Regions from separate parts of the Homo sapiens genome. Here region 1 is linked to region 2. Evidence: chromatin contacts called from ENCODE Hi-C or POLR2A ChIA-PET data. All regions are on one chromosome and are shown on one strand. The core of a region is the stretch at or near the end of the contact, and the rest is flanking DNA. Distances in the headings are between cores, read along the strand shown. Region 1 overlaps LOC124903145 (a long non-coding RNA gene). Region 2 overlaps LINC00385 (long intergenic non-protein coding RNA 385).

Region 1 (2,700 bases), core at 9-2,508, 180 kb before region 2:
ATATATATATACACACACACACACACACACACACACGTACATATATATTTACACAAATTTCTTTATATATATATATATATATATTTTTTTTTTTTTTTTTTTTTTGAGACAGAGTCTCACTCTGTTGCCCAGGCTGGAGTGCAGTGGCATGATCTTGACTCACTGCAGCCTCTGCCTCCTGGGCTCAAGTGATTCTCCTGCCTCAGCCTGCCAAGTAGCTGGGATTACGGTTGCATGCCACCATGCCTGGTTACTTTTTTGTATTTTTAGTAGAGACGGTTCACCATGTTGGCCAGGCTGATCTCGAACTCCTGACCTCAGTTGATCCACCTGCCTCGACCTCCTGAAATGCTGGGATTACAGGCGTGAGCCCCGCACCCGGCCAGTTGAGGGAGTTTCTTAAGCGACCTGAACATCCATATCTTAGTACATCAGTCGAACTACCATGATGATAACGATCAGACAGATTCTGTTTATGCTGTGTATAATAGAAAGCTGACTACGGTGGTGGACCCAAGTAAGGTCTTTTTCTCACACTTCTCAGGAAGTCCAGAGGTAGGCATTTTGGGGGGTGCTGGGAACATCTGTGACTCAGGTTGCTTCTTTCTTCCTGCTGCTTTCTCGAAGTGAAGCTTTTGTCTTCACACTGGCCTCTTCGTGGCCACACGATGGCTGCTCTACCTCCCACCTAACTCTGCATTCCAGGCAGGAAGGGAAAAAGGGGAAGCTCCTATACTAGGAAAGCAAAGCCATTCCCAGAAATCTCCAGCCAACTTCCAGCTAGAACCCCCTGGCCAGCATCTTAGCTACCAGTCTGATCAGACAAGCATTAGGGGGCACTTTGCCACCGTGAACAAAATTGGGATTTGTCAGAAAGGAAGAAGGTGAATGCAGATACTGGGTCCGTGCCTAGTAGCATCGGCCACAAATGTTGGTCGATTACCGGGCTCTGGGAGGTAAGAATGCGCTAACACACACAGATGTGCCCAGCTCTGTGCCGGACACAGAATGGACCCGCTACAGATGCTCTTCTTTCCACACCTCCACCCTGCTGATAATGTTTGATGGCTGTCCCCATCTTCATGGTTGGAAAATCTGTTGTAATTTGTGGTTTTACCACAAGGGGGCATGTAACCAGGAGGGAGTCAGAATCTTGGCTGTGCAGCCTTTGGTCCAACATGCACAGTGGAGGAGAAATCGATTGGATGTTTTGCAACAGGAAGCCCAGGGTGGACGCCAACTGGTAACTGGGCATCCAGACACGATATTGTGTTTCGTTGGAGAAAGTCAGTGTCTGGGCTAAAGTCCTTCCCCGACTACCCAAGTGGATTGCTCTCTTGTCCTCTGCGCTCCCAGAAGGATCGCTACCTAAGTTATTTGCACGGCTTTATGACATATCTTTGTTATTTCCCCGTGTTTACGTCCTGTGTCTCCGACCATGCTATGAACTCATTTAGGACAAGTCTGGCTTCTTGTCCCCTTTGTCCATGCTGTCCCTACCCCTGATCCTCTGACAGTCCAGTGCCTTGGGAGCCAGCCAGGTGAGCACCCTACAATGTACGCAATCCCTGCCCCTGCCTGACAGAACTCACATCTAAAAAAAAAAAAAATTGGGAAATAATGGGTCAAAGTAATGATCAGCAGTGGCTACTCACCTGAAAAAAAAAAAAAAAGCAACCATTTATCTTGTGCCTTCATAGAAGTACACACCTTTGATGAATTTGTCAAAAAATCAACCCTGAATCCAATCAAGCTTCTAGATATAACCACCAATTTACAGGACATAAAGGAGAGGAACATGTTAAATGATACCACAGAAATGCAATTAGCAAGAACCAGACTGTGGGAAACCCTACAGGACAAAATGACCCAGTTTCCTCAACAAATACATTGCCAGGAATCTAACAAATGTGGAAGACAAGCCCATAGATTAAAAGATGTTTAACAGAGATATCAACCAGTTGTGATATATATTTTATTTGGTTCCTGATCTGAACAAACTGTAGAAAAATATTTGAGGCAATTAAAGAAATTTAAAAACGGACATTGACCTTATCTATCTCCACTCCTCTTCAAATATAAGTTCCTAAAGTGTCCAGTTTACAAGTCAATTCACTCCTGGACAATCTAATATATATTTTAAACACTGGCCTGACTGAGAAATTATGTTTTTTTTTAGGTGTCATAATGATATTGTGATATGTTTTTTGAAAGAGTCCTTATCTTTTAAGGATGCATACTGAAATATTTTAGAGATAAAATGATATTAGGGATTTGCTTTAAAATAACACAGTATGGATGGAGGGGAATGGCTGGTTAATTCATTACAGATGAATTAAGACTAGCTAGCCAAGGACTCATGGTTGTGGAAGCTGGATGACAGACGCATAAAAGATCATTGTCTTAAACGCTCTAACTTTTGGTTATGTTTGAAATGTTCATAATAAAAAGAAAAGAAAAAGCTGAAAAAGGAAGAATCACTGGGCTAACCAAGCCATACCCATGGCTGACAGAGGTGGATTTACTATGGAACTGATGAAATGCAAGTGTGTGAGCCTGTCACCAGAGCAGGCCCCTCCCAAGGGAATTGTGCATTCATCATTTTTCTGAAGGAGGGCTCCCCAAATGGTAAAAGCTTGAGGCCTCACAAACCTTCCATCTACCCTTGATGGCAGGCAGCTGATGGACTCCTGCTTCAGA
Region 2 (2,700 bases), core at 39-2,538:
CTTACCAGGAGATGGCTCTCTTACCTCATTTCCAAACTGTACTACTTGGAGGAAAAGTTATTGATCAAACTAGTTTGTGGTCTTGCTGAGGAAAAATGCCTTCTGAACTCAGCTGGAGGAAACCACCAGGCAATGTGCCCTCATTGACCCTGCCCTGTGGTTTATAACAATGGGCCACCAGCATCCATGACTGGAGACCCTCCTCCCATTCTGCCATTCTGCCTCCTGAAGAATGCACTCCTAGACTAGCATGGAAGACATGGATCTTTTCTACCCCCAACATCCCAATGAGACCATCCTTAAATCAATGAAGCATAGCACTAAGGTCTGAATGTTTGTGCCTCTACCCCAATTCATATGCAAAATCCTAACCCCCCAGGTGATGGTATCAGCAGATGGGGCCTTTTGAGAGGTGATCAGGTCATGAGGACAGAGCCCTCATGAATGGGACTAGTACCCTTAGAAAAGAGACTGCAGAGAGCTAGCCAGTGCATACCACCATGTGAGGACACATGGAAGGTGTCATCTATGAGGAAGAGGCCCTCACCAGACACTGCTAGTGGCTTGATCTTGGACTTCCCAGCCTCTGGAACTGTGGGAAACAAATGTTTGTTGTTTATAAGCTGCCTCATTTATGGTATTTTTGTTATGCCAGCCCAAATGAAGAAAACAGAATATTTTTTTCTGTTTCAGAAAAAAATTTTCTGAATTTTTTTTCTGTTTCAGGAAAACAGAATAATTTTTAAAATACCTAAATGAGCATTAAAGTAAAATAGGAACAGTCACTTCCAAGATGGTTGGCTACAGTGTTCTTCTCCAACTAACCCTCCCCTTGAGAACAACTAGAAAACTGCATAAAATATTTTCGAAACTCTGCTGAGGGTATCAGAGTGCTCCCAGGGCAGTGAGGACTTGAGGAACCAAAATCAAGAGGAGAAGGGGATCACAGAGAGGGTGCCGGACATTCAGGTCCACTTTCCCTGCTGAAGCATTTGCCAATTCAGAGTGTCGGTGGAGGGGCTGAGAAGCTGAGTAGAACTTTGGGCAGTCTCACAGGGCTGGGGAAACACACCTCAGTGTTCAGGCCCTGCTGTGCAGGAGGCGGCCAGGCAAGCACTCCAGACTTTCAGGTGGGGCAGCGGACGGGATATCCCCAGGCAAAACGCTGAACCAGAAATAGACCCATCTTCACAAAGACCGAAACCAGCTTTGAATCAGCTCATCCAGTCTGGCTTAAGACAATCTGCCCCTGGCCTAAATGCCTGCCAAAAGCAAAAGTAAATCCTCTGCAGGCAGGCGGATAACATCATCTAGTATCTCAGATTATATCAATGATGTTGTATTTAGAATATCTGGTATTCAAAACAGAGAGATAGGTGTGAGACCCAGTTTGGGAACTGGCCCGGGGGTCTGGTTCAGCATATGATTTCTCATGAGGTGGGCAGTTCTTTGCAGAGGGGCCCATGTGATGGTGCTAACAGTGTTAGCTGCGGTGCAGAGGATGGTGTGAGCTGTGCACACTCTCTCATCTTCTCCAAACAACAGCTCGGGTGTCGCTGTTGTGATCTTTCTCATTTCACAGGTGAGAACACAGGCTGGGGGGTCTGACTTATGTCTATCTGACTACATAGCCTGCTTCTCCGCAGGGGCTCTTATTTGTGAATGTTGTGGGGTGACGGGCTCAAGGAAGATACTCACTCTGCGACTTAGCTTCAGGGCCTGGCTTAAGACTTGTTAAAGGAAACACTCATTTATCGGACGTCACATGCAGACAGCTCCTGGGTCTAAGAGGTACAGAGCACCACATCTGCAGGGGCGGCATGTCATACCACTTGGCTGGAGCTCCAGTGTCAACTTGCTGACGGCTGCTAATGCTGAGCAACGGTTGCCCGAACGTGGGACTGAATTCCTCCTCATCTCCTGGGAGGCCGGCATGGAAGGTGAAGCAGATGCCTTCACACCTCTGGGACCATGGACTGGGGGCCCTGCAGTGGGTTTCCCAGGCACGCCCTCAGGGAGTCCAAGCAGAAACCTGGAGCCCCGAGAAAGCTCTCTTGGGAAGTCACTGGGAGCTGCAGGATGTTCTTAGCAAGCACCTCATTCAGAGGGTTTTGAATTGGGCTCCTTGGGCCCTGGAAGTTCTTTGGAGCAATGCGGGGTGGGGCGGGGGAAAGGGGACAGGAGGGCTCGGCCCTGCCCAGCCCCGGATAAGCAGTATGTTTCACCCTGATCTGCTTTTTACATTGATGTTACACATAAGATTTTATTGTTTAAAATGTTTAACTTTTTTTTAATTTAAAAAAAGAGTCCAACTCTTTTTTTAAAAAGCTGCAAGATGGCCTTTCTGATCTAAGCTTATTGGAGAGATGAATATCTCAGGCCCAGTGAGGGTAGCTGATGTCTCCACACACAGAGACAATGGCAGAGCCATGAGCGTGGTTTTTCCCGACGACTTCCCCTGCCCTGAGTCAGGCCTGTAAAGACGGTACTAAAATATACACTGGATGATGTGTGTTGATGCTGAGCCTAGAAGACACGCCAGATTGTCCTCTACCCCAGACAGAAAGTAGTGACAGCCAGGCTCCAGAGGCAGGTATGGGCCAGCTAGTTATGACGGTGTTTTAATAGCAGGGCAGGGTTAAGGTCAGGAAGTTCTCTTCCTCTGAAATAGCTGGCCCCACAGCACAATGCCTGCCGGTC

What was found. A loop is a pair of places that touch in the nucleus more often than their neighbours do. ChIA-PET counts read pairs that join two places held with the same protein, here RNA polymerase II (POLR2A). Pooled maps may share reads with other maps.
Region 1: a pooled map shows a loop between it and region 2 (2.2-fold over the local background). The contact joins two enhancer-like sites. A Hi-C loop is called at or near these places in 2 of 168 maps with a recorded cell type or tissue (GM13976 and PC-9), 2 of 37 single-sample maps with no recorded cell type and 7 of 50 pooled maps. POLR2A ChIA-PET finds 5 or more read pairs at or near these places in 4 of 52 experiments (BJ, CD4-positive, alpha-beta memory T cell, CD8-positive, alpha-beta memory T cell and 1 more).

Annotation. Positions count from the first base shown.
Region 1 is chr13:30,333,694-30,336,393 of GRCh38, reverse strand. All of the region lies in intron 1 of LOC124903145 (a long non-coding RNA gene), which reads right to left. Among named protein-coding and RNA genes, the nearest start is that of LINC00427, 15 kb to the right of the region's middle. Within about 2 kb of position 1,258, at least 2 of the 41 ENCODE cell types and tissues checked have a DNase peak (open chromatin) inside an H3K27ac peak, as active enhancers do.
Region 2 is chr13:30,156,264-30,158,963 of GRCh38, reverse strand. The region is part of intron 1 of LINC00385 (long intergenic non-protein coding RNA 385); the gene reads right to left. Among named protein-coding and RNA genes, the nearest start is that of LINC00385, 3.9 kb to the right of the region's middle. Within about 2 kb of position 1,288, at least 3 of the 41 ENCODE cell types and tissues checked have a DNase peak (open chromatin) inside an H3K27ac peak, as active enhancers do.